Regions from separate parts of the Mus musculus genome. Here region 2 is linked to region 1. The links are chromatin loops, found by intact Hi-C in ENCODE. Cell type or tissue: heart. All regions are shown on one strand. Links, peaks and the distances in the headings refer to the core of each region. The heading gives the core; the rest is flanking DNA. Region 1 overlaps Nsmce2 (NSE2/MMS21 homolog, SMC5-SMC6 complex SUMO ligase). Region 2 overlaps Nsmce2 (NSE2/MMS21 homolog, SMC5-SMC6 complex SUMO ligase).

Region 1 (16,468 bases), core at 5,189-13,188:
CTCCCAAGTGCTGGGATTAAATGCGTGCACCACCACACCCGGCTTTTACTTTTATTATAAGTGATTACACATAAGGCATTGCATAAACATGCTTGGTTAGTGGTTACATTGCAATCCAGCAGTAGTATGATGCAGATATTCAGTGTCTTAATAATTGAACTGGAAAATTATAAAAGTGGGCTTCAGGAGGAGGCCAAAGTGAACTACAGTGACTCATCGCCAGGGCCATCCTGACCTGAGCCTTCACTGAGATGTGCTCTTGACAAGAGAATGGTGCAGAGAATGACAAGATGTTTCCCTTCACAGGGTTCCACTAGTGAGGAGCCACAAAGAGCAGAAAACTAAGATACCAGCCGATCTTCTTTTGGAAACTGTGCTGAGATCAGAATGCACAAGCATACTTGCGATGTACCTACCAGTCACTGCTCTCGCTTACTGGCCACTCCTCCAGCTCCAGGCACTGCTCCAGATTATTCCTTTTATCCCCCGTGAACATCTTATAATGTCCCAATTCTCATGTCAGGGATGAAAAGACCAAGGAGCGGAAAAGGTTACATAACTTGCCGCCTCTCACGGTTGGTGGGCTGGAAAGGAACTCCCTGCTCTCCGACTGCACTCTGAGTGACGCATCGTCTCTACTTGACATTTTGGGGCTCTGTCCCAAGTACTCTGTAGGGTCCTAACAAAATGGTTCACATATTTTCCTGATGTTTCACACAGCTAATTACACAACCAATTAGTTTCCCAACCAAAAGATAGCATCTACGGTTTCTGCCTCTACTTCAGTCTGCTTAAGTTCATGGTAGAGATGAAAATGAAATCGGCCCCCAGCCTACATGTTTATCATCTTTTGGAGGTTCTCACAGGACAGATTTCCTGCTTAAAAACCTTTTAGCCAGACTGCTGCTTCTTGTTTTGACAGTCCAATCTTATTAGATCATGTTCTAGCACAATGCGGGCCTTGCTCAATACTCTGAAATTTCAGACCTACCAAAGCTATGAGCAACTTTTTGATTGAGAAGTCCACGACCTCATGTGAAACCAGAGTCATGGGAATTGGAAGAAATGCACAAAACCCCTGCGATGGTAAAGTGAAATATGACAACGGTGGAGTGACGTGACCCACAGTTCCAGGAGACATGCTTCCTCACGGTCATGACTACATGACAGCGTCTCTAAGGACTCCATGTGCTGGCCTGCTTTCAGCAGTGTTCAAATCGCCCTCACGTGGTTGGCAGGTGGCCAGAGAATAATGAGGTGGTAGGAAAAGGGCAGATTTTGCCAACGGAGGTTAGGTAGTCTAAATGGAACCAAGAGAGGGGCTGGCCATACAACGGGTGAGAAAAGGGTGTGTAAGGGGTGGGGGCAAACGGCTTACTGATGCAGTGATTTGCAAAGACTTGTTCACATTACCTCTGTACTATGGACTCATGACTCAGTTTTCAAGCCAGTGGAAGCCAAACAGGTATCTCGTTTCCCCTCTGCAGCTCCACACTCCCTTCCCCACAGACAGCCTAGCTTCAAACCTATGAGCAGCCAAAAGGGGACAACTAAGGATATGTTTAGCATGTACACTGCTGGGAACCATGGGGCAGAGGGAGAAGAGCTGTGACACAGAAACACCAGCAGGTAGGGATCGTCTTCAACTGTGTGACTTTACAAGAGGATTGATCAAAGAATGCTGCCCTTAGGAATTATATCTTAAAGCACACTGTAGGCCTGAGACTCAGTATTTGGCAACTTGTTAAAATTAGGTCAGGAGTGTGATGAGGAGAATTTGTACTTTTCACTTTTATTGTAGAGAAAATGGCACAGGACTCTGTAGGAACACTGTTAAACCTGCATCCAGGAAGTAGGCCAGGCTGAAGCTACGTCAAGGTAGAAGGGTCAATGAGGGACCTCCATGTCACTGAGGCAGACAGCCTCTACACGGCAGCCTGTGCTGTCAGAGACAGTACTAAAAGAAGCTGGAAATGCTGATTCTGATGGGAACCCTTCTAACTGGTGTATGTTGCAACCGAAGATACATGTGTATACAACTCCCCTGGCCAACCCAAACACATCTGTGGCTGGAACCAGCACACTGAGAGCTGGTGTCTGACCTTGGTGACCACAGTGATGACTCTTAACCCTTACAGCACAGAGAGGAAACAAGCGCTGGCTTGTCTTCCATAAAGTCACTTACACCGCTGCCTGGTCAAAAGACTCTTTGTAAGTCCAGCCTGTGGGACCTGCAGAGAGGTCCAAGAAGGCCATGGGCCTCCTTCACTAACAATGCCAAGCCTGTCGCTGTTGAGAGAGGGAGGTATTCTGAGGTCTTTGGGAGAATTTAGAAAGGTGTCAGTCAGGAAGATGAGGTGTTTGGTGGCTTCATACTGAGTTATGACCACCTGCTCTGAGCTCTCTAACTGCTTATTTAAAACTGCAGGGTTTGTTTCTTGTTGCCATGAGTGCCAAAGGAGCCCAACAGACATGTCATATAGGGCTGTCAACTGGCAGCTCAAAAGGTCTCCTGGAAAATTTCATTCGGCTACAAAGAGAAGACTGCATCCCCCTATGATCAGACACTTTAGCATCCAAGTCTGGATGCTTGCTTGCCCACTGTGCCTATGATAAACCAGACATTTTTCTACGTCGTGCTTCCAAAGCCCTATCTCCTGGCTGTCAGACTTCTTTTTCTTTTTTAAAGTCATTTTCATTTATGCGTATGTATCTGTCTGAATGTATTCAGATGCCTGTAGAGGCCAGAAAAGGGTGTCAGATGCCCCAGAGTTGCAGTTACAGACCATCTGATATCAGTGCTGGAAACTGAACTCAGCTTTGCAAGAGCAGCAAGAGTGCTTTTAACTGCTGAGCTATCGCTTCAGTCCCCAAGAGTGGCAGGCTTTGAAATCGACCATACTGTGTGGTGTGGGACAAGAAGGTGCTGTGTGTCTCTAATGCACAAGCGTGTGTGTGTGTGTGAGTGTGAGAGAGAGAGAGAGAGAGTGTGTGTGTGTGTGTGTGTGAGAGAGAGAGAGAGAGTGTGTGTGTGTGTGTGTGAGAGAGTGTGTGTGTGTGTGTGTGTGAGAGAGAGAGAGAGAGAGAGAGAGAGAGAGAGAGAGAGAGAGAGAGAGAATATGAAGGTATTGCTATATAGCTCAGGTTGGCCTAGAATTCACCATCCTGGTCCTGCCACTTGAGCCCTGTGATTACAGGTGTGTGTCACCAAGCAGGGGCCTTCATTTTAAAAAGGAGAGAGCTTCTTTTCTCTGGCATGGAAGTAATGGATTAGGTGCTCACAAAGTGGAGCTAGATGTTACACTCTTCTCTTCATGTTAGGTGAGAGCTGGCTTGGAGGGATCTGTGCTGGGCTGGGAAATGAGCCCTCACCAACAGATGCTGCTTTGTTAAGAGCCCTGTCTTGTGTACGCCAAGAATGGTGTTTGTCCTCACCAGGCCCTGTGGACTGTAGGCACTATTAACACCTCACTTGTAGAGGGCTGACGCACTGAGGCTAAGTGTGCTGTCCAGCACCCTACAGTGACTAGCACAGCAAGAATTCAAACCCCAGCGCCTCTGTTCGTCTATGAATTTTCCTTTCTTTCTAATTTTTTCTTTGTTTGTCTGTTTTTCTGAGAAGGATTTCCCTGTATGGCCTTGGCTGTCTTGGACTCACTCTAGATCAGGTTGGTCTCAAACTCACAGAGATTTGCCTCCCTTGTACGGTGTTAAAAGGTGTGTGACAACAGCACCTGGCTTTCTTTATTGAATTTTTTAAAGATCCATTTTATGTACATGTTTCTCTATGTGAGTTTATGTGTACCATGTACATGCAGGAGCCTCTGGCAGCCAGAGAGGACTTCTGTTCTCCTGAAAGCCGAGTTACAGGTGGCTGGCAACCTTTGTGTGGGTGCTGGGAACTGAACCAGCATTCTTCACAAGAACAGTGAGCTCTCTTAACTGCTGAGCCATCTTTCTAGCACCCTAGGTCTCTGTGTTAACAATGTTTAGCACAGAGGAAGCCTCTTAAAATGAAGAGGCCTACCAAGGTAAAGGTTATAACGGAAGATCAGACTACTTACTATAAACCAGAGGCCCGAGGCGTGCTGCTCTGACGCGTGGGGAAATGATGTGCTGCTTCCCAGTTTTACCCAGGTCCTATGTGTACTCTGAGATGTCTTGTATCTGAAAATGATGCACCCAGGGGAAAGATACAAGACATCTCAGAGTACACATTTGATCTAATATGTATGGAAGAGGGACAGAGTTTCCATGGGGCTATGGGGTCCCAAAAGGGCAAGGGGGTGGGACAGGAGGTGGAAAATAACGGCTTCTTAGTGTTTCTTTAAAATGGAAAGAGTCTAGTTCCTTGGCTTTAGCCCTTGAGCCTGGCTTTGGGATTAAGCTTATGTAGGACTCTCTAAGAATGCCCCATGACAAAACTTTGGGGTGAGCTCTAACTGATAATGCCTTGTCAGGGTTGTCTAATGGCTTTTGTACTGAAGAATCTATTTGCTCTGAAACTAAGCTCCAACAATAACTGTACAATGGACAGTTTAATACGGTGCTGATGAAAAGCTTACACACCAAAGCACAATGTTTAAACCTGGCCAGAAAAAACCGTACACAGTCAACAGTACATGCATTCTTAAAAAACCGTACACAGCTCAACAGTACATGCATTCTTAAAGCCCAAGGCTAGGCGAGCACTCGCCTCACGTCCTTAGGCCATGCTTCTCTTTAGTCAGTTACTCTCTGGCCCTGCTCAGCGGCCTCATGCATGTCCCACAGCACAAGCTCCCATCTTCCCATCACCCCCACCTCGACCCTAACCCTCTCTTGAGCTTCAGGTCTGCTTTTCCAGCTGCCTTCAAGAGACCTCACCCAATGTTAGCAATTCCAGTGCAGCTTTTTCTGATCCAGAATCCCCACTCTGCTCAGTGTGGTGGCTCACACCTGCAATCCCAGCACCTGGGAGGCTGATGTGGGAGTACTGTCATGAGTTTGCAGCCAGACTGGGCTATGTAATAAGTTCCAAGCCACCCTGAGCTGAGTGAGTTTACTTAAAGTGGTTTAAAAGTAGCCTTTGCTGTCACACATGCCTGTCCTCATGTTTTCTCCCAAGGCTCTGGGTTCCCCTGAGCTTCTATTTCCACAGTGGTAAAATGGCAAAGCCACTGCTTACCACTGCAGACTTGTCATGATGACTAAACCAAGCACTACATTAAGTTCTTTAGCTCAACACCAGGCATATAATTTCTGCCTGTATTACAGCAGTACCTTTTATTACTCTCTGCCCCAGCTAGCCCAACCTTTCTATCATTCCACCCACAGACCTGAAGAACTCAAAGCCATCCTTGGCTTTAGAACTCTTCCTATGTTCCCTTAGCTAAGTGGTTCCTATGTCCTGTCCACTGTACTTTTAAAACTGCCAAGCCTTGGGCCAGCGAAATGGTTCAGCAGGTAAAGGTGCTTGCCCTCAAATTTGGTGACCTGAGTTCGATTCCTGCAGGTTGACCTCTGAACTCCATGCATACTATTACCATTTTCTTTTGCTCAGGCCCTCATCTTTGCCAATATGCCAGTATCTCCTTATTCTAGGTTTGCTATGGTTTAGCCCGGACACCACAGTAATCTCTACTTTCTGTGTGCACTTGTGGAGGTTGGCACTGGGTATCTTCCGACATCCTTCTCCACCATATTATCCTTTTTTCCCTAAGATGTCAAATTTTCATCAAGTCTGGAACTTACCAACTGGGCTAGATTTGCTGGCCAGAAAGTCCCAGGGATCTTCCTGTCTGTGCCTTCTGAGCCTTGGGGTCACAGACACACGCCACCATGCCTGACTTTTTTACATGGGTGCAAACCATCTGAACACAGGTCCCCATGTCAGCACACCAAGTACTGAACTCTCCAGTCACCACGGTCATCTTTTCTAAAATCACATAGATTATGTCACCCCTCTGCCGACACCCTGTCCTTGGTTTTCATAGGCAGACTACATTCATACTTATTGCAGGGATGGATAGCAATGGACTTCCACGTGCTTGTCAGGATCTTTATTATTCATTTAAACATTGTGATATCAATGACGTAAATATAACTATCTTTGTTTTACAGATTTGTAAAAAATGTGGGCAATGACTAGCTACAGACAGAAGCCCAATAATTTGGCTATGGTCCCAATTTGGCAGATTCTTTTTTTTTTTTTTAATTTTTTAAAAAGATTTATTTATTTATTATATATAAGTACACTATAGCTGTCTTCAGACACTCCAGAAGAGGGAGTCAGATCTCATTACGGGTGGTTGTGAGCCACCATGTGGTTGCTGGGATTTGAACTCCAGACCTTCGGAAGAGCAGTCGGGTGCTCTTACCCACTGAGCCATCTCACCAGCCCAATTTGGCAGATTCTTGAATTTATAAAAGGTTTGACTTTGCCCTGTACATCTATCACTACAACGAACTGTATCTCTTTTAGAACATAAACCCTCTAGCCAAAGAACATGATGAAAATATCATAGAAGTCAAAGAAAAACTGACCCCTTGGTGAGGCCAAGCACAGCTGGCATTAGTTTTAGCAATGGAAAGAATGCTACTTCTTTGCTCACAGCAAGCAGATATAGCATCCTAGGGCTATGTTCTATGAAAATGTTATCTTCAAACACTAGATACAATGGAATCTTACATTGGGAGACAGGAGAAAGCAATAGGAAGCTGAGGTCAACTGAAAGGAACAGCAGGCTGCTCTCTCTGGAAATGCAGATGGAATTACACTCACCATCCACATTATTCTTTGTTTTATTCTCTTTTCTTTTGTTGCTGGGTAAGTACAAATTGATTCTGTGTAGAGCAACTGGAATCAGGACACAGCTTAGGGTAGTTATACTACACTCTACATACTTAGAAATTACCTACACAGTCAGAAGGGTAGAAGCCAGTGGTCACTTATATTGCACCGTTGATGGCCAGCACTGTGCTTTGCAAATAAACAATAGGCAGCTAAATAGTAAGACTCTCACTTATTATTGTTGTTGTTGTTATTATTATTATTACACAGCCCCTTCACTATTATTATTATTATTATTATTACACAGCCCCTTCAATGGTTTCATGAATTTCAAATCAGTAATGTATGAATTAAGAGTGTCTGGCAGGTTTTCATTTTGTCCTGCAAAATAAGCTGACGTATTTCAATAAGCCTTCTGCCCGTCCTTCACATTCTACCTTGAGGTTTGGTCTTAAACAAGCATCTTGACTTTGGGGGTGTTTACTTGGCTCAGAATAACATCTTGTAGAACAAGGAGTCTGCCAGTTTCCACAGGCTACTACTGTGAGTCACATCTAAAGTGCAGGTTCACGGGTCACTGATGCTGCTCTGAAAGCCACCTCATTTTCTGGTCATAACCAAGAACAGGAAACTGAGTTTTCTGTAGTTTAGTTTTTTTCCTCTGTCTGTAACAAGCACTCAGAAATGCTGGGGTCTTTAAAAATGGGCAGGGAAGCTGTACCTTGGACCGTGAACCTGCTTAGTGCTCCAGGAAAAACACCCAAGGAGTGAGCATTATGAGGCTGGATTCTTTGGTCTAGTCCTTCTGGAAGCACAGATACCAAAATTGCTCCCCAGTTCCTGAACAAGGAAGGGGGTTACATGGAGGCCAAGTGCAGCCCAAAATTAATCTTGTTATTCCCAATCTTGTGATACACACACACACACACACACACACACACCCTTCTACCAAGGTGCATTTCAGAATCAGAGAGCCCTGTCTTTGCAAACTCCTCCATTGCCTCCCTTGGAGCCAGTGTCATCTGCTTTACATAAAGGCTTCATCTGCTTATTTCAAATAAAACACAGAACCCAGTGCCTACTATATCCTGCAAGCTCAATAGTCACTAGTAGTTGTTCATTCTGCTCAGTTTTTACTACAATGGCTTGGTAGGGCTTGTAGCATCTGGGCCTTGTAAGCTCTGTTCTCTCTCTCTCTCTCTTTCTCTCTCTCTCCCTCTCTCCTCTCTCCCTCACTCCCTCTCTCCCTCCCTCTTCCTTCCTTCCTTCCTTCCTTCCTTCCTTCCTTCCTTCCTTCCTTCCTTCTCCCTCTCTCCAGTTATGAAATGTGTCAGATTAACTCCCACACCACAGCTCAGACTCTGTGTGGACTGATTCCTGAGTTTATCTATCCCAGGTGCTGAGAACAGTGTCTGGCACATAGCACACTAGCAGTGGCTATGAAAGGAACACACTGGCTTGAATGACAAAGTAGTATCTGCAGAAAATGGAGCTCTGGATTGCAGAAGTCCTTGTATGTGTCTTAGTCTCACATGAAAGGAACTGGGACTCTGTCCCTTAACAGCTAACAAATTGTTCTTGCTGCCCCAGGAGTGAGTTCATTCAGTGTCAGCCTCAACCCCCATGTCCACAGGGTAGTGTGGTATAGTAAGGAGCTATTATTATTCCTTATCTTGAGAAGAGAGCCAAGTATAGAGAGGTTAGTCTGCTAAAGGGCACTGACATGGTCACCAGGATCCACTGGTCAGAGTGGCATCAATTCCAGTGACACTGGGGATAAGGTTTACTGTGGCTGGTGGCACGGGCTTCTCTTTCCCAGTGGCCTAACTGCTGAGGGTGTTGCTTGTTCCTATGTAACCCTGTCAAGTGGTAAATGGAGGAGAGTAGGTGACACAAACCAGAGGCAAAAAGGCAAGTCCCAAATATCTTATTCCTTTGCGCTTCTGAGCCTAGCTAATCATTGTGAGACAAAAATGACTTTTAAAAATGTTCAAATAATGTTACGACCTGATGCCAGTAGGCCATCTAAGACTGAAGTCAGTAGGTCATCTAAGACTTAAGCCAGTAGGTCATCTAAGACTGAAGCCAGTAGATCATCTAAGACTGAAGCCATCAGATGACCATCAGGCCTTCCCTGTAGCCAAGGTGATGTTGGTTAGGCAGGATGTTTACACTGTCCACAAGTGACCAGCTGGAAGGTTCTTCCACCTACAGTAACCTGTCCTCTAGGAATCACTCTAGCTGTCCGTCCTACAGGAAGCTTTGTAGCTCAGCCCTATCCCCTCCCCTGTTCTACTCCTGGCTCGGTCCAGGGCCCCTCCTGCATACTCATATTTTCCTCCACCGTTAACAGCAGCTGAATGTCACTGCCTCCCTCTGTCATGTACTTAAGTGTTGGGACAGTGTCCTTTGAACATGTGAATCACAGTGTCTTGTAAGCACTCAATAAATGACTGTCGAATGGGATAGTGCCACCCTGTGAGATAGCCCAGCCTCTCAGGTCATTAATGTGCCTTGTCACCTTTGATTTGGCTTAGCCTGAGATCTAAATGGCATGGCCTTGAAGTAAGTCAGTTCCTGCAAAAGAAAACTAAAATCATATGTTCAGATAACAATTTTCAAGTTATGTGACATTTTCTTAAATGAATGCTTGCTTTATAAATCAAAAGTGCTTCAGTATCAACACAGCAATTATCTCAAACTCTCATTATATAAAACACTGCAGGGGCAACTGTTCTTTTGGGGAGCTCATTTCTCGTTTGGAAAGCAGTGTGCTGACAAGTGCCTCCCCCTCTCTGAGTAAGGGACCTGGTGATGAGAAGCCTGTATCAGTCAGAATATTTAAGCCCTTTTGAGCTCCACTGTTCATGGACCTAAAAATGTAAAATGTTTGTGGGCAACACTCTATGTCTTTTAAAGGTTTACTTTTGAGATAGGTCACTGGGTGTCAACAGAGGAGCTATCAAACAGAGGGAGAACCAATTTGTTCCTTTTCAGTTGCATCGGTTATTTATAAAATACGCTATCTTTCAGCAGCGAGGGGGCGAGGGCGGCAGCTTACGTATCTCAGGAACAACTGTTACAGGTTATGAGGCTGGCCCTTTCCCATTGTCCTGTCTTAGTCCTGGCTGACTAACACTGAAATGAGGTATACAGTCATCAACAAGAGTCATTTAAAAAGCCACTCTGCTTACTCTGAAGTAATTCTGACAGGGATCTTACATTGGTCATAAGAGACCACATACCATGGGGTATAGAAATGAATCACGAGTTCTCTGGGTGGGGTCTAAACCAAAACAAGAAACAAAAGAAACCCACAAATGAGTTAGGTGTAGAGTCACCATTAAGAATCCCCGGTCATGCTTGATAGTAAGCCATTTAATTCATTTGAAAGAAACAATGTATTTATCTTAAATTCTGTGCACAGCCCTGTGTGGGTATGCAGGCGGGGATCCCCTAAGCAGGAGTTACAGGCGACAACAGAGTGAGATGTCTGACAACGGGAACCAAACCCAGAGCCTCTGCAAGAGCAATGTTTGCTCTCCTTTTAACTCTTCAAAGAGCCTTGCCCAGTTTTATGGGTGAGCAAAGTACCGTGAGGACAGGGTAGCTCCTAGAGCTACCTGGAGACTGAAGTGTAGCATCGGAAGCTCGGACTCAGACAGAACACTTGATTTCAACTGCTGGTTCCCACACTCACAACAGCTTTCTTAATCCCACCCCAGGTTTCCTCCTATCTGTGAAATGGGCATATTAATAGAACACTCTCAGAGGGCTGAGGTAAGCGTGAGTGAACCAACTTATAAAGGAGCTTGCAACAGTGCCTGGCATCCAGTCAGCATTAGTTTTGCAATTACCTGACTTCAAAGGCCAGGCTACTTCTTCCACATCAAGGGTTAATATTACAAAGCATTTGCATTCATATTCCGATACATGGCATAATTGCTTTACTTATTGGAAGCAATCAACGAAGTCTCCTAATTAAGGCATCCCACCCTCATTTTCACCGTGTGTCACTCTGGAAGGAATACTTTTATGAACAAGACACAGCGAATATAAAATTTCCCTAAACTGAGAAAAAGAGTTTCTACTAGGAAATAGACTAAGCTGCCAGACTCAGGGCATGGTCTACCCAAGGAGGTCACTTAGGGGCAGATGAAAGGATTGCTCCTACGAGAGTCTGGTGGTGGGGAGGAATGGGTGAGGGAAGGTCGGGGCTTTGCTGACTTGAGAGCTCCCCTCTAGACAGCATCTGTGAGAGGAGTGCAGCGTTAGTCACGGCACTGCACACACTCACCTTAGCTGGAAAGCACACAAGTCAGAATGGAGCAAGCAGCTGTTAATAGTGTGTGTGTGTGTGTGAGAGAGAGAGAGAGAGAGAGAGAGATATTGATTGATTTTAGAACCCTTATAGAACAGTGGTCCAGGAAAATGATAAGTTCATTGAGCCAGTGACTGTAGATAACAATGCTTGCAGAAAGGAAATAAGATACGCAGGCTCTAAACACACACACACACATACACACACACACACACACACACATTTTTTTTTAAAGTTTTTTTTTGTTGTTGTTGTTGTTTTTGTTTGTTTGTTTTTTCGAGACAGGGTTTCTCTGTGTAGCCCTGGCTGTCCTGGAACTCACTCTGTAGACCAGGCTGGCCTCGAACTTAGAAATCCACTTGCCTCTGCCTCCCAAGTGCTGAGATTAAAGGCATGTGCCACCACTGCCCGGCAACATATTCTTATTTTCCATATGAAATAAGAAAATCAGTACAGGTAACATTCCTTTTTTATTTCAATTTTGTAATAGAAAACAACAAGCAAAATTTCCAATGCATTTTTGTTCCACAGAAGTACATTTGATTCTTTTGTTACAGGAACAAATGAATCCGCTTTTCCTCGGCCATCATCCCCTCCTGTGTGGGACTATGAAGGCAAGGAGCTTAAAGCTTTCTGTAAAAACTGCTGCAAGGAAACTCAGAATCCAATGGAAAATAAGCTCGGCCACAGCCAAACCTGTCAGCTGGCTTCCTAACGTGGGCAAGTTCTTGCTGTACAGCCCTCTCCACTCCTATACCTCCTCCCCACCATTCCTCATAGGACTTGTGGGAGCAGGGAGCCACTACATTCACTATGTCAGGTCACAGACAGATGAGTGTTAAGCTAAGGGCACACTGGATACGGCTGGGATGCACGAAGTTTCATTACAGCTCACTTGAAGGTTGACCTTGTCATGTCAGAGGGCTATGGAAAAAATGAGCCCGGAGCCTATGCACAGCTATTCGCACGATCTTAGCAAACGGTCCAGTCAACAAGCACTTGCCATCCTTTATTTTTCTGTTACTTGAGGGCTAGTCACTTTAAAAATCAGAACCAAACCACAATTGCTACTAACCTACCAATGATTCCTATCTAGTTCCTCTGTAACAGTCCTGAAGGCACATGGGCCAGGGTTAGCCAGTCGTCCAGGATCTTTAGTAGCCACAATGTGCTTGCTTCACCCAGAGCAGTGTTTCAAAAAGTGTCAAAAGAGAACTCACGAAGGCTTAAACCAGCTTAAGGGTCTGAGGTTGTTGCCTCCCGTTACTCTGGGGTGGCAGAATTCAATTCCTGCCAATCAACCTAGTTATTCTTTGGAACCACTCCCCAGCCGAGCCACAGGCCCACAGTAAGATGAGGAGCAGATAAGGCAGAGGTAGAAACTAAGAAGGGCGGAACTAGCCATAGCCACTCTTCCTTTCTCTTTTCTCCTTGGTCCCCTGCAGGCCCTCAGCAAACAGTGCCGAATGCAGTCAGGAATGCACAGCACACAGGAAGCTTAGCACTGGTGAGGCTCTCTCTGTGCCAGTGAGGACCACTGGTCTCCTGTGAAGTTATTTGTCCTGGGGAGCTTTCAAAGCTGTCCTGAGACTCTTTCTAGGGAAAGCATCTTTGGAGTTTGGTTTGAGATACTTTTTTCCTCCACCAGCCCCTCCTCACTTTGTACATATCTAGGGCTGGTGAATCTCACACTTCCAAGCTCACACGGAGCTTTCCTTGACAGAAACAACTGTGAGCAGACTAGGAGCTCCACAGAGACAGACGGTGTAGAAAACATCTGAGAACCAGACAGAAGTAAGGGCTAAAGAAGGGCAGTGCTTTTAACTGGGGACAAAGGACATGGAGGCAAACAAGTCAGAGAAGTGTTCTTTTCTCCCCTCTGCAGTCAGATCCTGATGTCATCACAGCAACAGGACAGTCAAGAAAGCCCAACCTATTTTAAGTGGTTTCAGGTGACAGATTATTGGCCCACACTGAGATACAGGGTGGTGGAGAAAAGGTTTCCTGTGCTATAAACCACCTTTAATCTCAACTGATAAAACCAGAAGGGATACACATTTCCATTTTCAAGTGTTTACCCAGTGACACCATACTGTGGATTTAGTCAAGTGCTGTCTGGATTATCCAGTAAATGTCACACAACAGCATTTTAGTAGTGCAGATAAAGAACACTGCAGATGAATTCATACTGCAAAACTAATGTCCCAGGTGAGTGTGTTATCTTCATCCCAAGTCATTTTACTTTGTAGTTTTTTTTTCAAGTATAATTTCATGAACGACATTTATCTGGTACAGAACTATGGTTTTGCTTCAGAATTACTGGTTAATCCAAGTAATATGCAGTGGTTTCTATATGAAAGTATGAGATTTAAACTTCTGCCTAGGTTAGTAATATAAACACCACAATATTAATCCATCAGAGAAATGCAAGGTAAAACAACGAGACACCACTTCACACCCACTACAATGGCTACAGTAAGAAGACAGGCAGTGACAAGTGCTGGCAAGGACGGGAAGCAATTGGAACCCTCAGACACTGCTGGTGGAAATGTAAAATGGCGCCCTCGCTGTGGGAAACAGCCTGGGAGTTCCTAAAAAGGATAAACATAGAGTTACCATATGACCCAGTAGTTGTGCTCTGAGATAAACACCACAAGAAGTGAAAATGAAAACGCACATCCACTGGTACACAAATGTTCAAGCAGCGTTATTCATCACAGGCAAAAGAGAAAAACAAGCAGAATGACCGCCAGCTCGTGAGTCAACAATGTGGCGTGTCCATACAATGGGTTAAAGGCATGAAGAGGAATGTGTGGACACATGCTTCCACATGGATGACACTGGAAAGCATCATGCCTAGTCAGGGAAGCCAGACACACCAGACCACACCAACACATTTGTATGCGATATCCAAATGGCACGTCTACAGAGATACAAAGTCCACTTGCAGCGGCTAGCGCTGGGGGGCCTGGAAGAAAACGGGAAGTGAATACTAACAGAGGGTTTCTTGTGATTGTTGTCAAGATGGTCGCACAGCTTTGAAGACTTGTAAAATTCACTCTGAACAGGTGAGTTGTATGTGGTTCTATCAAAGCTAAAGCGAAAGACTCACAGGACGTCAGATAAGAGAAAAGATGACTATGTGATGTAGGGTCCCAGCATCATTGTCTCCTGTCCGGCTCACTAGCTGCAGACCTAAGGGATGGGCTCCTTATCATGGTGGCCTGTCATGTTGAAGACATGAAGACCCTGTTTCTATCACTCACCTCTGTGAGCTGGATGAGTGCACTTTCCTCACTATGGCATTTAAAAGCATTTGTGTGACGCTTTGCACAGGGCAGATGCCCAGGCATCTTTTAGTGAACTGTTAAATGTCCAGCTCAAACTCAACTAAACTGTAAAACTGACTGACTTGACAGTCACGCTGTGCTATATGGGGGTGGGGAGGAGCTACTCAGACCCAACTCGAGGCCTTGAAAACCCAAGCAGTTTTGTTTGCAATAGGGTTCCTGCTCTTAAACTTCCCAGTCTGAATCTCTCCATATAAACTTCCTGGCTGGGGGTTTTCTGATGTGGATTAATGGACTAGATCCCAGAGAATTTAAGGTGAAATAGCACTCTATTTTCCTATTATTTAAGGTTAGAACCCTTACCCCCCAACCCTTGTGATGTTTGTCTCTCTGGTGTCTTAATTCCTGCATTGTAGCTTGATGCTTAGGAGGTCACAGATTTAAGTTCATAGTTGGATTCTGTCCCAGGCAGACAAAAGCTCCATGGGACAGAGTCTAACTGTGCCATTAAATCGCTGTTCAAACTCTGGCAAGTTGTTTGATGGCTCTTTATTTGTAAAATAAGAGCAATACACAGGGGTTGATATGAGCGCAAACAAACTTTGCATGGCACATAGGAGGCAGCTAAGTGCTCTGTGCTATAAGCTAGTGTAGAAGTAGAATGGCCTTCTATGGGAAGCCTTTGGGTCACTGAGGACACACCCACAGAGGACTGACTGCAGGACTTGGGTCTTTTCTGTCTCTCTCACTCCCTAGCCGCAGGCTGGAGTTTGCTCTGCCACACACTCTTACCATACGTGCTGCCTTGCAACAGTCCCTAAGCAACAGGGCTCAACAGTCACCAGGGACTGGGACCTCCACAGCGCAGAGATACATACTTTCCTCCTATAATGACTGTCTCAGGTTCTCGTTACAGAAACAGAAACACATACCCCCCCCCCCACCGACCCCCACCCCCCCCCAAACGTATGCACCCTTGCATGCACCCCACAGTGCCATACTATGGGGATATTCAACAAGTGTTCACCTGTCAATCTTGTAAACTAGCTCTGCTGTGACCCACCTGCAGAAGACTCAGCGCAGCGGGGCTGTGCAGAGACGGAATGCCTATCAGTCTTCTGACCCGGGCTGAGCACTTTTCAGCCTCTATAAACTCTCACCCTCGTCTGGATTTCTCAGTGGACAGAACCAGGGAGTCACAGGTGACCTGTGGAAGCTATTACCACTACCTGTAGTACTAGAGAGGTAAGGTGACCCACTGAATTTCAACTATCATTTTTTTTTTTTTTTGCCAAATAACTTTGAAACAATTTGAATTATTTTCAATAAAATTCTTTTGAAGACAAAAAGGACCCTTGGCCTATTTTTTTTTAAACAATATTTTCCTTTCCTAATGCTTCCATAGCCTCTCAAATCTCCATCCTAATAGTATGGCAAACACTGAAAATACGAATGTTTTCCTCCAGGGTCCTGACTATTTATTTCTCCAAGCTCCTTAGAGACCAGTGTTACCACACCTGTGTGACTCACCCCTGAAATACATCGTGATGATGTAATGGATGCTTTCTGGTACAGACCTGGTCCAAGCTCACTCTTGTCCCTTGCACCAGCTTGGATGGAGGGGATTCAGGATGATGGAGTCATACATGGAAGGTGCCCAGGACTCCAGATAACCTCATGGAACTGACATGTCCTCATCTACACTGAACTACACTAAACCTATAGTAATAAGCCCTGAGCTCAGGAGCTGTTTATACAGACGCTTCAAATAACCACTAACAGGAGTTGCTCTAATTAATAAAGCTAGGTAAAAGGCTGTTAACTACTATTAGATCTGGTTTGCTTGCAGAGTAGATTTCTCAGCTGGTATTGGCAACCACTATATTGGCACAGCTCCCAAACCTCACATATCCTACATTCTTTCAGCCTGGTCCTTTACCATCACCAGGTGGACTGTAGACAATCCATCAGACTGGCAAAACACATTCTAGCATAGCTTTAGCAACTGCCTAATTGTCCCATAGAGAAAATGTCTTTCAGTCTGTGTTACTTATAAAATTTTAGTCCAAATCTCCTTATAGAGTT
Region 2 (16,468 bases), core at 3,185-11,184, 61 kb after region 1:
TCTTTAGCCTCAGGTGCCCTTTCTAGCTTTCTCCCATGCAATCCTATCCAGGTTTGAGGCCCAGATCATATGTCATGCTAGGAAGTCTTCCCTTCATTCTTTGCTCAAAACTCCATCATGTACCCTTTGTGTCTTCTTAGTACAGTGCTTGCTGCCTTACTTCAGTACCTGTTACACATTACCTGCACTGAACTGTAAGCATTGCCAAGGTAGGAGTTTCCCTTAGTTTTATTCTCAGTAATTGCACTGAAAGGATATCATAAATATCAACTGTTTGAGTATACAAATGTTTGATAAAAAAACTTCCAAAAGGAATAAAATTTTACCAATGTAAAGTACCAATCACTTATGTCAAGCTTTGAAGTAATTTTTAGAAAAAAATCTAAAAATATTATTGATTTTATTTAATTTTAACAATGTATAAGACAATAAAGAAATTATCTAAAATTTTGTAATGTTTGATACTTAAGACTTAATGCATAAAACAAGATATTGTTCTAAAACTATCAAAATAACTTAAAGAATCTGATGACACCAATTGTTACCATAAATGACCACCAAACGAACAAGACACTATGCTGATACCAACTTTCCAAATACACACTTCCCAGAAACAGACTAAGGAAATATACAAGTTAACATTGCTATTTTTAAGTAAGGGGATTATAAGCATCTTTTTGTTTTCTTAAATGGAATTTTTTATAATAGACATCTTATAGCCACAAAAGTAATTCAAGAAAGATCTGATTAAAGCTTAACTGGATTTGAAAGCATCCAAGGGTTTGGTAGCAAAGCAGAGGCTTCTAGAGTCTTAACATTACTCATAGTGCAACTGTGTTGACATGGTGAAATATCTGAACTGAGGTGAGGAGCTAAGCTGCGGCACAGACAAGGACACTAATCTAAGTGGCCCCAGTTCTAAGGAGAAAGTGGTGTGAACAGATGTCTGTGGGTAACCTGGCGGCTCTGGACTGGGTGAGCTGCTGGAATCTAGCTCTGTGCCTCTTCTACCTGCTGTGTGACTGTCACCTCTCTGAGTGACAGGTTCCGTGCCTAGAGACTGGGGAACATGTCCACACTCACTATTGTCTGAGGAAGCAACACAAATACCCTTCTATCAAATGTCTACCACAGCAGACATGGAGGTACCTGTTACACACCAGTCATCTTGGCACTATGGGGAAGCAGAGAATTGTTGTGAATTTAAGGGCAGCCTAGGATGGATATCAAAACCCTATCTCAAAACACCAAAAGCGAAGCGAAGCGAAGCGAAGCGAAGCGAAGCGAAGCGAAGCGAAGCAAAGCAAAGCAAAGCAAAGCAAAGCAAAGCAAAGCAAAGCAAAGCAAAGCAAAGCAAAGCAAAAGCCCCTCTACCACCCTGGCAATGACCTGGCAGGTCTTTTCTCACATATCTGGAGACTGCTTCCAGTTTGTGACTCAGATCTCTAGACTAATCCCCCACCCTCACCTCATTTTAAGAATGGACTTGTCAAATCAGAGGGGCTCACTCTAACTTGAAGGGAACTTAAAAGTCATGTTAGGCTGTTGTATCCTCAGTTACTCCATCCTCTACAGAACATGGCTGTGCGTGGCACTCTCTGATATAGTCCTCTGTAGATGGAGTGCGGTCATTAAAGGAAGTGCTCACAGAGGCGAGGATAGGGTTAGGAAGGAAACAGAGATGAGGGAGGAGCGAACAGGCCTGAGAGCAGTGAAGAGAGGAAGAAGCTAAGAGAGAACAAACAACAGTCAGACTGTCAAGGAGGAAGAAATTCCTCCTTCCTCTCTTCCAAACTCACTCCCCAATCCCTGCTTCCCCATTTCTCTCCCAGCTTCTCCCCACCTTCTTCATTTTAAAAATGTACTCCCAGCCTCTGGATGAACACAGTCTTTGCTTGACACCGCACTAAGTGTGAAGCAAGGGCGGTCTTCAAAGCCCAGCCTGGCCTCTCAAGCTCCCACACTGAGATCTCAGCTGACCTGGGCTATCTATCTGGAGGCAGGGGGACACAGTGCAGGAAAGCACCTGCGGCACTCCGGCCTTCTGTGCTCTGCCACTGTGTCTCCACCTTTAGTTACACGCTCTCTCCACAGCCAAGGACCTTCCTTTCCTGAAAAAGTTCTTTTAAAGCTCCAGGCCTGGGTATATTTGAAAGTAAATGCACAGAACAACTGGACCACAAAGTCTGAGCTCTCTTCACAGGAGGCCTTTGGGCAGGAACATGCTGTCTCCAGAGTGCAGTAGCTCAGTTTCTAGCAGGTCAACTTAACATGCCAAGAAAAAAACCCAGGACAAAATTCTGGATTCTGAATTATATTCATTTATTTGTAGACATAAAAACTGAATGGAGCCCAAATACACTGGGGCATGCTATATAGAGACAACACCAAAACCACAGTTAATTAAAAGTCTATCAAAACTCATCTTTTGAAAATTATTACTTGAAAAATAAAAAGCCTAGTAATGATCTGGAAACGCCTTCAGGTAAAGTGTGTTATTTTACACCACACCAAGCACTATGATGATCTGTCTACAACTGTCAAAAACTCTACTACACTCCCCGAGAGAGAAAAGAAAATGTCTTTGGAGACAGTTTTGCTCAGTAAATAAGTTTAACTTGCTACCACGTAAAATTTTTCTTGGAAATCAAACTGAGAAATGATAAGTGAATCCCTTGCTAAATAAAACAAACATACTCTGAAAGGTGACCCAGTAACATGTTGCTGGGGATGGACTGCCCTAGGGGATGCCTTGTCCTTCTTCTCAGCACTGACTTCCCTTCTCCCCTCTTCTGTAGCTCTGGGAATCCTGACAGCTGACAGTGAGCCAGGCTAAGGAAGACTCTCAATAGCTGGTCAGTGGTGCTCACTACCAGAGTGGCTGGGATGGAGGTGAGAGGCTCAGGACGGAAAGAAGTTCTTAGAGAACTTAAAATAATGAAACAGTGGACAGAAGACCATTGCTGTTCATGGAAGCAAACCTTTCTTTTGGCTAATTTGCTTCCTGAAACTGGCCTCTGAGCCTCTTCAAGTGACAAAGCCCAATGTGTAATAAAGCCTGACTTCAGGTTTGGAGGAAAAAATGTAAGAATATCAAATTCTCAGACTCACCACAGGATCAACAGATACAGCCTGCTAAAGACATGCTGCCTGTGAGGTGAACCACACTACCTCTCTGGATGGAGCTACTCTGTTTTACTTCCCTTTAATCCCAGCACCAGGGAGGGAGAGGCAGGCAGAACTCTGTGAGTTCAAGACCAGCCTGGTCTACATACATTGTGAATTCCAGGACAGCCAGGAATCATGTAGAGAGACCCTGTCTGTAAGTAATTAAGTAAGTTAGTAGAATGAAAAATAAAATAAAATTGTAAAAGGGAGGCTGAGGGCATAGCTCAGTGGAGAACACTTACAATGCATGGGTAAAGCCCTGGGTTCACTTCTTAGTACCAGGAAACAACAGTGGAATAATTCCTAACTGTGAAACAAATAAAACCCTGTCATTTGCACAATGTGGGTAGATCTTTAGTAGGCTGAATGAAACAAGGACACAGAAAGACAAATACCACCTTATGACTCACTTATGAAAACCAGGAATTCAATCTTGTATGATGGTACAGTGATCACTAGAGTTACAGAAGGAAAAGAGAGACTTACAAGGGAAACTAAGAAAAAAGGGGGCTAGAGGAAGGCTAGACAGTAGAAGGGACTGGGTATAAGAAAGGTAAATGGCTATGCCCTTTGCCTGGAAGAAGAACAAGAAAACTCATTAAGCTGAACAATAGTATATGTTAAAAAGTACTTTTAAAGTAATTTCAATATTAAAAATAATTACTTTTTATAATGGGGTTGGGGTGGTAGTCAGTAAGGGCTGGGGTAGGAGTGACGTCTGTGTGTCCCTAGTCATAGCATTTTAGCATTAACTATGTAAACATGGGCCAGCAGAGATGGCTCAATGGTAAAGAGCGTTAGCTGTTCTTCCAGAGGACCCACGTTTGATTTCTTGAACCTACATGGCAGCTCACAACCATCTGTATCTCCAGTTTCAAAGACTCCAGCTCTTCTGGAGAAGCTCTCCTCTGAACTTTGTGTATATCAGACACTCCAGTAGTACACAAACACATGTAGGCCAAACACCAGTAACACATAGAAAAAAATGGTGCAAATACACTTCACCAATTGAATCATTTATAATGAAGGTTTTTACCTTCAATAACAAATAGACAAAAGACTCAAACCAGTGTTTCTCATAAGATACAGGAATGAGCAAGAAATATATGAAAATACCACGACAGAAATGCAAATGCAAATCACAAGAGGATATCACCTTGCTCCACTTAAAGGAGTCATTATCAAAGGGAAAAAGTAGCCAGTATTCGTGAGCATGTGGGGCAAAGGATACTCTTGCACACTGTTCATAGGAGTGAGAACTTGTACAGTCATTACAGAAGCTAGTATGGAGCTTCCTAAAAATAAAACAGGCCCAAAGGTAGAACTACCATATATGATCCAGCAATCTCACCTCTGTGTATAAAAATCAAGGTCAGCTGTTCTCCCAGGTCCAATACAACACTATCTGCATAGCCAGCATATCTTCCAATAGATGTGCGCTCTCTCTATCTCTCTGTGTCACACACACACACACACACACACACACACACACACACACACACACACGGAGAGGGAGAGGGAGAGGGAGAGGGGGAGAGAGGGGGAGGGGGAGGGGGAGGGGGAGGGGGAGGGAGAGGGAGAGAGAGAGAGAGAGAGAGAGAGAGAGAGAGAGAGAGAGAGAGAGAGAGAGAAAGGTCTGTCATTTGCAGCAACATGGATGAGCCTGGAGGACATTTAAATCAGTACTGAAAGATAAAGAGAGCAGATTCACTTCTGTGTAAGATCTAAAAAAGCTGACTTCAAGGTAGTCAAGACTACAATTTACCAAAAGTGTGTGCATTGTCCAAGAGTGATGGCAGAATGGGATAAGGACGCATAATCCAAGTTTATAAGTAGATTTTGGATGTTTTCACCATTAGAAAGTAGATGAAGTGCTAAGCATGTCAATTAGATTGACTTAGTCATCCCACATTGTAGAATCTAAAATCCTATCCAAAAAGTTACTATATGCCTGCATATTTTTTTTTGAAAATTAGAAACATTTGAAAATAGTTACTAGAACAAAATTATGACATGGTTGTCACCGGCCCTTTAAAACATAGATAATTTAATAATTTGCTTGACTGCCTCTAAGTTAATGCACCGACTTTTAAAAAATATCCTAATTTCTGGCATAGTAAGGTTCAATAAATGGCTACTACACAAATGAACAGAAGCAGAAAAATGAAACTGCACTGACCAAATAAATTTAACAGTTACCCAGTCTGTAAAACCCAGATTTAATGAGTATACAAGTTCTTTCTTATAGGGATCTTGCCTGAACTCTTACACCTAAGACCTTTTCTACACCACACACACACACACACACACACACACACACACACACACACACACACACACACACACGCGGTGGGTACTTGGGGGCAGAGGGACAGGGGTGTGTCTGATCTGCAGTAACAGAGTACTATCGGGTTATGCTGAGACTCAGCTAGGCTAATAACCTTTTAGTTTACAATCTGAAAGGGCTGATTTACCTAAACCCTGTAGTACTTACTTTAAGGACATGCCAAAAATTCACCTGCCTCCAAAACACAGCTATCAGCAGAATATGCACAACCGTGGGCCAGGAGAATGCTATGGTAAAAACCCATTCTCCCTTCTCTAGCTCCAAGGCATGGATCCTTTTGAGACAAAACACCTCAGGGATATTCCCAGCAGCCACAAGGCCGGAGTCAGAAAGCTGTAAGGGATCTCTGACTGCAGAATAAGGAACTGTGTGTTGTATCCAAGACTCAGCAGCAGCTCCATCACCAAGCATTAGCTCTTACACAGTCCTCACGCATCTCCTGGAACTCACAGAGATCCCCAATCTTTACTGGGAAGACATCTGAGTAAAGAGATTTCAAGCCTCTGAAAGGGTTTGGGTGTGGTTGAAATGGGTAACTTTGAAAACTTAGCAACACAGGATACACTATGAGTAAGTTCTTTAAAAAAAAAAAAAAAACCAAAGCTAACTCACCAGATCCTTCTGAAAGGGTTCTTTTATTAATTTCAGTGAAGTCAAGCAGAGAACAAGTTGTAATATGAAACACAATTTATGCAACTATGTTGAAATTCTCTACCAGAGTTGCATCTTCTAATGTACAATTTTATGGTAAAATAATTTCAAAATACTATCAAAAATTAGGCTAGGCTCCTTTTGGTTTTAAGACTATCATAGGAAAACCATTTTTTATATAAGTCATTGAAGTTCTAAGACAAAATGATAGTGTCTTTAAATTAGAAAAAAAAAATTGGAAGAGCTGAAACTAAACCTCAATTGAAATTACACTGTTGGGCAACTCCAAAAGCTAAACAAAAACATGTTAAAATAGAAATTGCAACATCAAGGGAAAACCATTCTCATATAGCGTTCTAGACTCAGCCCTAGCTGATCATGGATGAGGCGAGTTGCTCTGTCCTAGGTTTTCCCACAGTCAGCCAACAGGCTACTCACGATTTAGCAGCCACTTGGGTTGACTCAGGGAAAGGCATGTGAGGGAGGCCTTTAAAGAGCCAACAGAGATCCCCTGGGTGGGTCTGGTCTGCCTTTCAAAACCCATGAACTTCCCATTATATAATCTCAAATAAGAAAAGTATTTCCTAAGTTAACCGCCTAGCTGAGTGTACAGCAGGCTGCAGTACCGCCTGCCTCCCTCCCTCCCTCCCCTGGTAAGAAAGAAAAGGAAAGAGCTTTGTGAATGGCACAATCACCTTGTCTGGTAAGGACAGAAGATTAATGAATCCTGCTTAATAGTACTACTAGACTTTTTAACAAAACTTCCAGAAGCCCCAGTATCTAATCTAAAATTTCCATATTTTACTAATCTCCTATAAAATAAACTGTTAAAGAAACCACAGAATTCTGAGAAGCTTGCTTTTCCAGAAAGCCCAAGAAAAATACTTTAGTTTCGCCATTCTCAAATTCATTTGACTTAGAAACAAAGTAAACATATTACTCTATTTAATATCATTGCACAAGCAAATTCACAAGAATGAAATGTGTTCAGAGTTCCTAGAAAAAATGTAGCAATGCAGGCTGCCAACTTGTTCAATGTCAAGCACCAGGCAGCTCAGCACCAGCAGTGACTCAGAGTGAATCACGCTTAAGCTATTTTTGCTTTTAAAGTCCTGCCAGGAGCTGTGTTAATATTCAACCCAGAGTAAATTTAGCTCAACAAGAAAACAAGTGTTTCCATGGTTGCTTCTTCACGGTGTTTATGGTATATGCGCAGCCATTCGGCTTAGGAACCCAGCCAGATCATCCAAATTGAAATGCTCATCTCTCATTTACATCCAGGCATTGGAACACAGGAAATACCAAATGCAATTCAGACTGCTGTCTACCTGCCTTCCTGGATCCCAGACAGCAACATGGCAGGCAGGGCATCATTAAAGGCCCCTCTTCAAGTCTGTACCACTGAAGGAGCTCCAGAGACTGCTAGTCATAGGTTTTACTTGGTTTGTATTACAAATCAAAACTCCATTCTCTGGTTGTGGCGGTGTAACAGACTAAAGTGCCTAAAGGACTTAGCAAAGCAGTAGAAAATTAGAAGGACAGGTACGACATGGAATCTTTACACAGGATCACAGACAGTGACAGTCTGGTTATGTGGCTCAGGTTTTAAAATAAATTAGTTACAGGCAATGAGTAAGTAAGATCTGATTGTCTTTATGTTAGAAGAAAAAAATTCCACATAACATAAAATTTATCATCTTGATGCCCTTATTGTTTTTGCAACAGAAAGAAAAGTGTACTCCCTACACTAGACAGGGCAGCAGGCTGGCAGCAAGACAGGAGAGCCACCAGCAATCCATCTTAGCCTTCATTCATTAGTGCTACAGTTCCAATTCTAAGTGTCCCTCACAGGCCAATAATGCAAAAGCTTGCCTAGTGTGTGATGCTGCAGTGAGGTCTAATGTTTCTAATGTGGAATCTAGTGGAGGAAATCTAGCCCCAAATCTGTCATCTGGGGGCTAGGAGAGTACCCTTAAAGGGGATCTGAGCCCATTCCCATCTATCTCTTTGCCCCCTGGCTGCCATAAGGTAAATTCGCCTCCTTCTATGTGTTTCAGTCATAGTATACTGTGTTACCATTTGGCCCAAAGCAATAGATTGTTGAGGGAAATATTATAAAATGAACACGCCAATTCTCAGCCAGGCCAGGCTATGCTCCTGCCTGCCGCTACCAACTCTCTAGGGCTAACCCCCATGTCAGGTGATCTCACTTGCTCAGTCTCTTGGCAGTCAACTCTTCGCCCCACAGGGCCACAGGGTTCCCACTGGGCCATCTCTAAGATGTCCCCCACAAGTTCCTCACACTTCCATGCAACACCCCACACACCCTATGAAAAGCCATCTCAACACCTAATTATCCAGTAGAAACATCACTCTTAAAGCTTAATTATCCAAGTAGATTTATATAACAATAAGATCACAATTTACAAGATGCCAATACAATAATTTCAGAGCCAATTGATAATGATAAAAGTTTTACCCCAATTATTCTAACCTTGTGAAAATCTTAGCTACTAGTTGCTGTTTAAAACCACATGGGATCGGGATCTTCTTCCTGACTATCTGCCTCCATGTTGGCTTCTCCTCCTCCTCCTTCGACCTCTGTCTTCTGCGACCTCTCTGTCTCCCCAACTCCTAGCTCCGCCTCCCTTTTCCTGTCCAATCACAGGCCCCCCACTGTCCTAATGTGATTGGACAGGGAAAATCCTGCAACAATAGAAAGTGTCAAGTGACCATGGACTGAGGCCTCTGAAACCAAGAACTAAAATAAACTTATCAAAGGTTGATTGTCTCCGATACTGGGTTATTAAATCAGAAAGCTGACACAATTGGTATTAAATACATTCACATTATTATAAAAACATTTCTCTAGGACTTTTCATCTTGTAAAAATAAAAATCTACCAAATGTTCTTTAAAAACCCCTATTTTCAGAATATACTATTTCGATTCCCAACACACATAGGACTTTTGTGCTTGGGTAGCAAATGAATTGGGAAGATGGAGGAACAGATACTAGAGCAATTCCTTAACTAAATCTACTCATCCCTGGAATTCCTAGGACCATCTCTAGATTTCACTCAGGAAAAATAATGTTAACTTTCCCAGCAGAGGTATTTAAAGTACGTTGCATACACCTTAGAATATACACAAAACCATATGACTACTTTTTATAATTAACTTTTATCTAGGAAAGAAAAAAGGTTTCATTACCAATGTAAATGCTGAAATTACTTACAGCATATATACAGACAAACCAACAAAATGCAATTAATATGCAGTGAACAATGAAAAAAGCATGGAGACCCCTGCTCTAAAGGCCAAAATTCCCAAGACGCAGGACGAGTGTTCCTTATCTTCCTTCCTAGTGCAGTGCTCTACTATAAAGACAACGAAGTGGGCAAGAGCTGGTCAGCACACCCAAGAGGAGAGAGAAACTGCAACCATGTAGAACAAGTGTGTAGAACAGCCAAAGGGTCTGGCACGGCTGTGATGACAGGACTGGACACAGCAACAGTCACACAAGCAGCCTCACTGGAGAGTCATGTTCCAAGGAAAATATTCATCTTTAGACAAGCAGGATGTCAGTTATTCATGGTAGTTCAGTATTTGGAAGAAGCTTTGCAAGGGTAAGCAGGATCTTTTGAAACCCATGACTCAAAGGAACAACCATCTAAAGTACTTAGGTGACAGAAACGGTAGAAACTCCTAAAACTCACTTGAGTGGATTCTTTAATTCCTATGTAGTTATCTAGGTTAGGCCTTGGCAATAGCACAGGTGCTTAAAAAAACATGTGGATGAAAAGGAATATACCACACTTTAAGCCTGCAAAACATTTTACTTGAAACTCATTCTTTCTAAATGTGTAGTTACCTGTAGTAACTGTGTATGTAACTTTCAAAATCTCAAGGCCCTGAGGACTAGCAGTAATTTATAATAACTTTCTGACTCACTTGACCACTGGGCTGACTAACTCAACTCTACCTGGAAGTTTTGGGTTAGAGGGATATAAAATAGATATCTATTATATATATATATACTTAAAGCTAAGCAGAGGAGTATATGAGAGAAAGAGAAACAGGTCGAGTGAGTTTTAAAGAGAGTGGAAACATTCTTTATGATGCTATACATAATGCAGTTGTCAAAGCTATCTTACTCAACAATTCTAGTCTGGACACATACACAGAAGAATTGAAGGATGAACTCAGACAGATATAGCCCAATAGTCACGAGTGAATGATTCACATGATAATTGAAAAGTAGAAACTCAAAGATGCACCAGATGAATGCTTGAAAAAATGTGATGCAAACTGAAAAACTACCTGGCCTTATTAATGCACGAACTTGTGATATAGGTGGTGGACAAAACATTCAAGCCAGTGTGGAGCATGCCCTTGTATACACACACAGACAGTCAAATGCATCCAGGCAGGAAGTAGTTCATGGAAGCCAATGAGGAGGAGGAGGTGAAGAATTACTATTTAACCCGTATCAGATTTCTGTTTGGGATGCTAAAAAAAGTCCCAGCCTTGGTGGTGACAACTGCACAATGTGAACATACTTAATTCCACCAAACAGTAGACTTAGAATGTTAAAGGGGTGAATTTTAGAGAACATAAAATCCATCACACATATCAAAACACACAGCAGAATAAGTCCAAGTGGAAATAAGTGTTAGTAGCAATAGCTCATATACTGTTATGCTCTCTCAATGATCTCCTTAAAAACAGGGGAACTAGTGTTTGAGTGTAGGAAATGTGAACTCTGCACTGACTGCTTGGTTCTATAACTCCAGTGATGCTCTTAAAAAAAAAAAAAGAGAGTCTATTAGTTAAATAAAAATCCTAAGAAAAGCAAAGGGGGTTAATCTGTGTCCAAGTCCTGTCTGCTGTGCAGTGTCTTGTACTGACCTCCACTAATCCATTATCTCCTAAGGACACCGAGTCTCCACAATGCACCCTTCTTGCTTCCTTTCTTACAATGTGACCTCATCTCTAACACCCACGGATCTCTCAGTCCTGGAGGCCAGGGTTCCAGATTTCCCTGCTTCCTTGAGCCCTTGATGTCCCTAATGCTCCCTAGGTTGCATATCTTGCTCTGACCTGTAACTTCTCTCGACTTCTGCCTTGTGTTTATTTTGGCTTGATGGGAATGGCCTACTATTGGCCTTTGGTACTCTAAACCCAGACACGGTTCCCTAATTCTGGCTTCTAACCTCTTATTTATCTTGCTATAAGGCACAATTCATGCTGGCAATAATGAAATAGGAAGAACAGTTAGATAGATGATACTGGCTCAAAATTATAATATTCTAGACATTTCCTTATTCTACAAATAATATTTTTGTTCAATGTAAACTGCTTCTTTGTAAAGTTCTCAAAGCAGCTCTTTATTCTACCTTCGAATTTTCTGCTTTAAGCTGACATTCAGAGTAGTCTAGACATAAAGAATGGTAAACATGGATGTCTACAGGGAAAGACAAAAAGAAATTGATACAAAAGAAAATGTTTCAAGTGGAATCTAATGGAGAGGTGGCACTTATCTGTATGTATTCAGAAACAATCAACCCTATCACTGTGTAAGTCAAACATAAAGCATTCAGGCTCCATGTCACATGTATACTGCAGTCTGGAGATGGAAGAAGACTGAGGGCCTTGTGTGAGCTCTTCTATTAAAACAATACATTTGAGTGGCATCACCCCAACTGGTATTTACTAAAACACCCAAAGAAAAGCTTAGGCACAGCAAGGTACGGGCAGTGAAGCGACCCTGAGAATGGTTATATACCACATGAGGGTCTGATGGTACTAAGGGATGGGGATAGATCAAGAGGATGTCTTCTTCAGTGGCATGACTCCTTCTGCTTTTGGTGCCCTCAAAGGGAAAGCACAAGGTAGAGAATAATAATTTAGGGAGGAAAAAGGGTATAAATGTTCAAGATTTATTTTTCATATTATACTTTTTCAAAGACAAACAGCTAAACTCCCTTTCCCCATTCTTAAATGGGAACTTAAGCTCTGACCAATTATCATTCACTGTGAGTGTAATTTCTGGATCATTAGATATGATGACACATGGGTCCTACGATTTGTGACTGGAATGGAGAATGATCTTTCTTCGAAGCAGGTCTACTGTGTGAAGTAAAGGCATATGCAAGGCTCTTCCTACCTGTACCTACCTCAGCCAGCTCTGCAGGGTGGATCCAGACACTTCTACTACGCACCACTAGGAAACATGTCAGAACATCTAACCAATACCCTTAACTATCTTTGGTTAGCATGTAAAAAAGTACATACCAAAGAGGCTGAGAAGTGTGTTTATGTGGTATGGTGATAGGGTTAATTACAATCTAGCAACAAAGGCAGGAACTAGTAAAAAAAAAAAAATCTTTGGATAATCAATCCAAGACTATCTATAGAACAGTCAATGGGTAAGTATCTGAGGGAGACTACAGGATGAATGATAGATATAATGCCTCTCCCTTCACACCACAAATTGGGATAGAAGTATATGTCAACGGTGAGAAATACTAGGAACTAGAACTGAGGAATGAGAGGGGATGCCAGTGTCATTGATGGAGGTGACGGAGACAGCAGAAATATGCTGGAGGTGAACAAATACCACAAAGCTGAATCAGAGCGGTTTACAAAGATGTACATGTCAAAACCAAAAGGATAGCTACGTGTGATAGTGCATACCCACGATCCCATCAGGAGGCTGAGGCAGGAGAGTTGCAAGTTCAAAGCTAGACTGGCTACACAGTAAGATATTGTCTTAAAATCAAGCAAAAAAATATTGTGTGGAAATTCCTCACATGGTAACATGGAGGCTAGACAGTATTAGCTAAGTAGCACCACTTCAGAAGTAAGAGTGAGAAAAATGACATTTATTCATAACAGTATTTTAAAAGCTATCTTAATCATAAAGGCTCCCTTGAACTTATAGGCATAAAATTAGGATCTTATATTTTATTACTGACTTTATAGTTGTTTTTAGCACATTGGCCTTTGCTGTATGGCTAAGCACCTTACTATGTACTATGCAAACTGCATTAAAGAAGATGTATCTTTATGGAGTCATCTCCAAAAAGTTTAATGTACTCAGTAAGAACCAGTTAGGAAAGAAAGTTTATAGAGCAGACTTATCTTTCAAATTCAGAAAAGGAAATTCCCCAATTCTTCCCACCAGCTTAGGCGTTACCTAGATCTGGATATACTTGTCAAAAGTGCCACCTGCCGTTACTCAATGGGGGTTTCCATGTCAGAAGGGAAACACCTGTTTCTGATTTTCCCCAAACAAAACCTAGGTGAGTGCTACTCACTGACACTGAGATGGGCCCTTCATCTGTAACACACACACACACACACACACACACACACACACACACACACACAGACACACACACACACAGACACACACACAGACACACACACAGACACACACACACACAGACACACACACACACAGACACACACACACATCAGAGGAGAGAGAATGAAGTGTGGGCTCCATGGAAGGAACAACTTGCTAAGAGTGCTCCTAGCACTGTGTGGCTGCAGGCTTGTTGCAGCTGTATTATCTCGGGCTCTTTAATAGGTGCCACTGAAGACTATCTGTAATTAAATAATTACCTTCTTGAGAAAACATGACTCCATTCTAAATTGAGCAGGATTCTTACCTCTCTTCTTATTCAAAGTTCTTCTAAGTCTTACTCAAACCTCATTCTGTCTATGAAGCCATCACTCGTTTCAAAGATGGCTCCTTTCTCAGGTGGTGATTACATGAGACACATGTGCTAGCACACTAGCATTTGTCTCCTCCGGTTCTATCTCAGCAACACTACACTCTCATTTCTTTCCCAGACTTTATTATTTGTGTTCATTAAGTATCTTCGTTATTCTGTTTAAAGGGCTATAGCATATTCAATATGCCCTATCATCTATTAAGGCATATCTTGAAAGGATAAAAATCTCTTGCAAATAAGGAATATGCTTACACTTCTTTTTATTTTACTAAATACCTGGTTTGAGCTCAGGTATGAGAGAGATACTCGAAAAGAGCTAACAAATGCTGTAAAGGAGAAGCAACAGAAGCCAAATTCTACTTGAGTCATGCTCTCGGTTCAAGTTTGCTGGGATACCTTTATGAAGATCCACGTCCCAGACTAAGCAGATGAGTTTGAAGAGTCCTTTAAAGACCCCCCTGCTCTTCAGGGGTAAGATAGCCAGGAGAGGATGAAGAACAAACACTCGAGCATGCTGTCTTAGCAGTTAAAAACAAGTATTACAGTATTTTTAAAATGAACTAATAAACATGAGCTGCTGTGGGAGACTAAAGACCTCCAATTTGTTATGCCACCAAAGCCAGCCGCGAACTTGAGCTCTTTCTGCCCACTGCATCCCAACTGCTGGGATTCCAGGCCTGTGTCACTACCAACAGCCATCCTGCTACTCACAAGGTTTTCTTCTCTAAGTTTATCATTTTACATTTTCATTTAGGGTATATTCTTTTAAGAAATATTTTTGGGAATTATAATTACATCATTTAATCTTCCCTTTCCTTCTTCCAAATTCTCCCATGCAATTTGTAATGATATTTTCCCAAATGGCTAAGCTGTGGTCTGAGAGCCACCTCTAAGTCCTTATTTTTGGAGGTCCAAGATTATATTCAGGCAGTATCCCATCTGCATGACACTTCTTGTATTATTCTCTCTTCCCCAGGTAGTCTCCAGTAGCTCAGAACCTCACCAACACTCCAGCGGGCTTCTGTAAGCAAGAACTCTTTCCATTCCAGTCTATCCTATATGCCACAACAGTGTCACCTTTTTCAAGTTCAAGTTCAACCACAAGACACAGCTCATGAAAAATGAACTCTCTCCATTATTTGATTAAATTGGCTTACTTAAGGCAATAGTGACATCAATCAGCTCGATGTACACTTGTAACCCCTTCTCTCATATACTCAGAATTTTATTTAATAGATTACTTGCTCCTCGTGCCTTTTCTTCTATTTCTGTTCATAGGTTAATGATCACCAGGTGTACGTTATGTACACATGTACACACACACACACACACACACACACACACACATGTTCGCACATACACCCAAGGGCTGTATACTAATTTAAATATTATCATGACATAATAAAACATTTTGTAAGTGAATAATTTTTTCCAAGCTCTGATTGTTCTTGAATTTTCCTATTGAACACTATAGAGGAGTATCAGAATATAGGGTATTTGATCTGGAATTATCACATTAGCATTTCACCCCCAAAGTATTATTTATCAGAAAATATAGTATTGATACACTTTTGAATCTATAATAGCTGAATACAACTCTCTTAAATTATCACTGGATTATGTTAAGTTTAAGCTTCAGATGCAGCTAGTGTCTTTTATTAACTATGGGATGATTTTGAGATCAGTGACTTGAAAATTCACCTCTCAACCCTCTGTTCCTGGTCCTCTCTCCTCTTCCCGATATGGTATATCCAGTTCCCATATCATATTCCCGATATGGTATATCCAGTTCCCAGACTATGTTATAACCAGGCCAGTGGCCAAAGAATACCCTCACTACTTTTAAAGCTTGTACTCAAAATATAATAATGCATTTTCTATTTTACCAGACTAGGTCATGGGGAATTTGCTATTTATGTAAAATGAGTCAAGCAAGAGAAGAAAATGGTATATTTCAGTTCCTGTATCTACTGGGATCTACGGTAACTAAATGCAAAGGATGGAGAATAGCTTGCTGAGATAGGTAGAGGGCAGAATTCTGTTCATTCAAATATTGTAAGTTGGATATTTTAATATTGAGTTCCATTCAACACAGTCTAAAACAAAGCAATTAGCACATTCAAAGCTTCCATAAAGTTTAACTATCATTCCTTTTCTTTCCAAAAACCTAGCTTACAAAAAAACAAAAACAAAACAAACAAAACAAAACAAAAAACCCTAGCTTACATTTTCCCTAATCTGTGTTGTTAGACTGCCCTTCAGAGTAAGACTGCTTTAAAAGTCTCACTTTACAGATGTGATTTCATCTGTATTAGGAGGACATCGCTAAAGTCTGTGGTGTCTGTTAAAAGACAGAAGGGTGGATTTACTACAAGCAAAGAAAGAAAGAGGGATGGAATGTACCATGCTGAGATGAGCAAGTCTGGAGTTGAAAGAGAACGGAGAACTTTCTAGGGACTATGAGTGTCTGGGATGAAAGACTAGAGGAGAAAATGGGAAAGGGGACAGATAGCCTTTACTATTCTGGAGGGTTGATGGGAGCAACCAGAAGACCATTA

Evidence for each region. Hi-C counts contacts between places; a loop is a spot of excess contacts. Peaks named below come from ENCODE experiments on the same cell type or tissue, not always from the same donor. Only the 100,000 strongest peaks of a DNase experiment are listed, where the experiment ranks them.
Region 2: a loop joins it to region 1, with 4 times the contacts of the local background. A loop is called at or near these places in 2 of 42 quality-filtered maps.

Annotation. Positions count from the first base shown.
Region 1 is chr15:59,534,743-59,551,210 of GRCm38, reverse strand. All of the region lies in intron 4 of Nsmce2 (NSE2/MMS21 homolog, SMC5-SMC6 complex SUMO ligase), which reads right to left. Among named protein-coding and RNA genes, the nearest start is that of Gm36677, 75 kb to the left of the region's middle. In heart, for the core only: no CTCF peak of the experiment used is centred there; a DNase peak (open chromatin) is centred at 8,490; H3K27ac peaks cover 2,996 bases.
Region 2 is chr15:59,471,541-59,488,008 of GRCm38, reverse strand. The region is part of intron 4 of Nsmce2 (NSE2/MMS21 homolog, SMC5-SMC6 complex SUMO ligase); the gene reads right to left. Among named protein-coding and RNA genes, the nearest start is that of Nsmce2, 110 kb to the right of the region's middle. In heart, for the core only: a CTCF peak has its summit at 6,762; DNase peaks (open chromatin) are centred at 6,658 and 7,248; H3K27ac peaks cover 1,720 bases.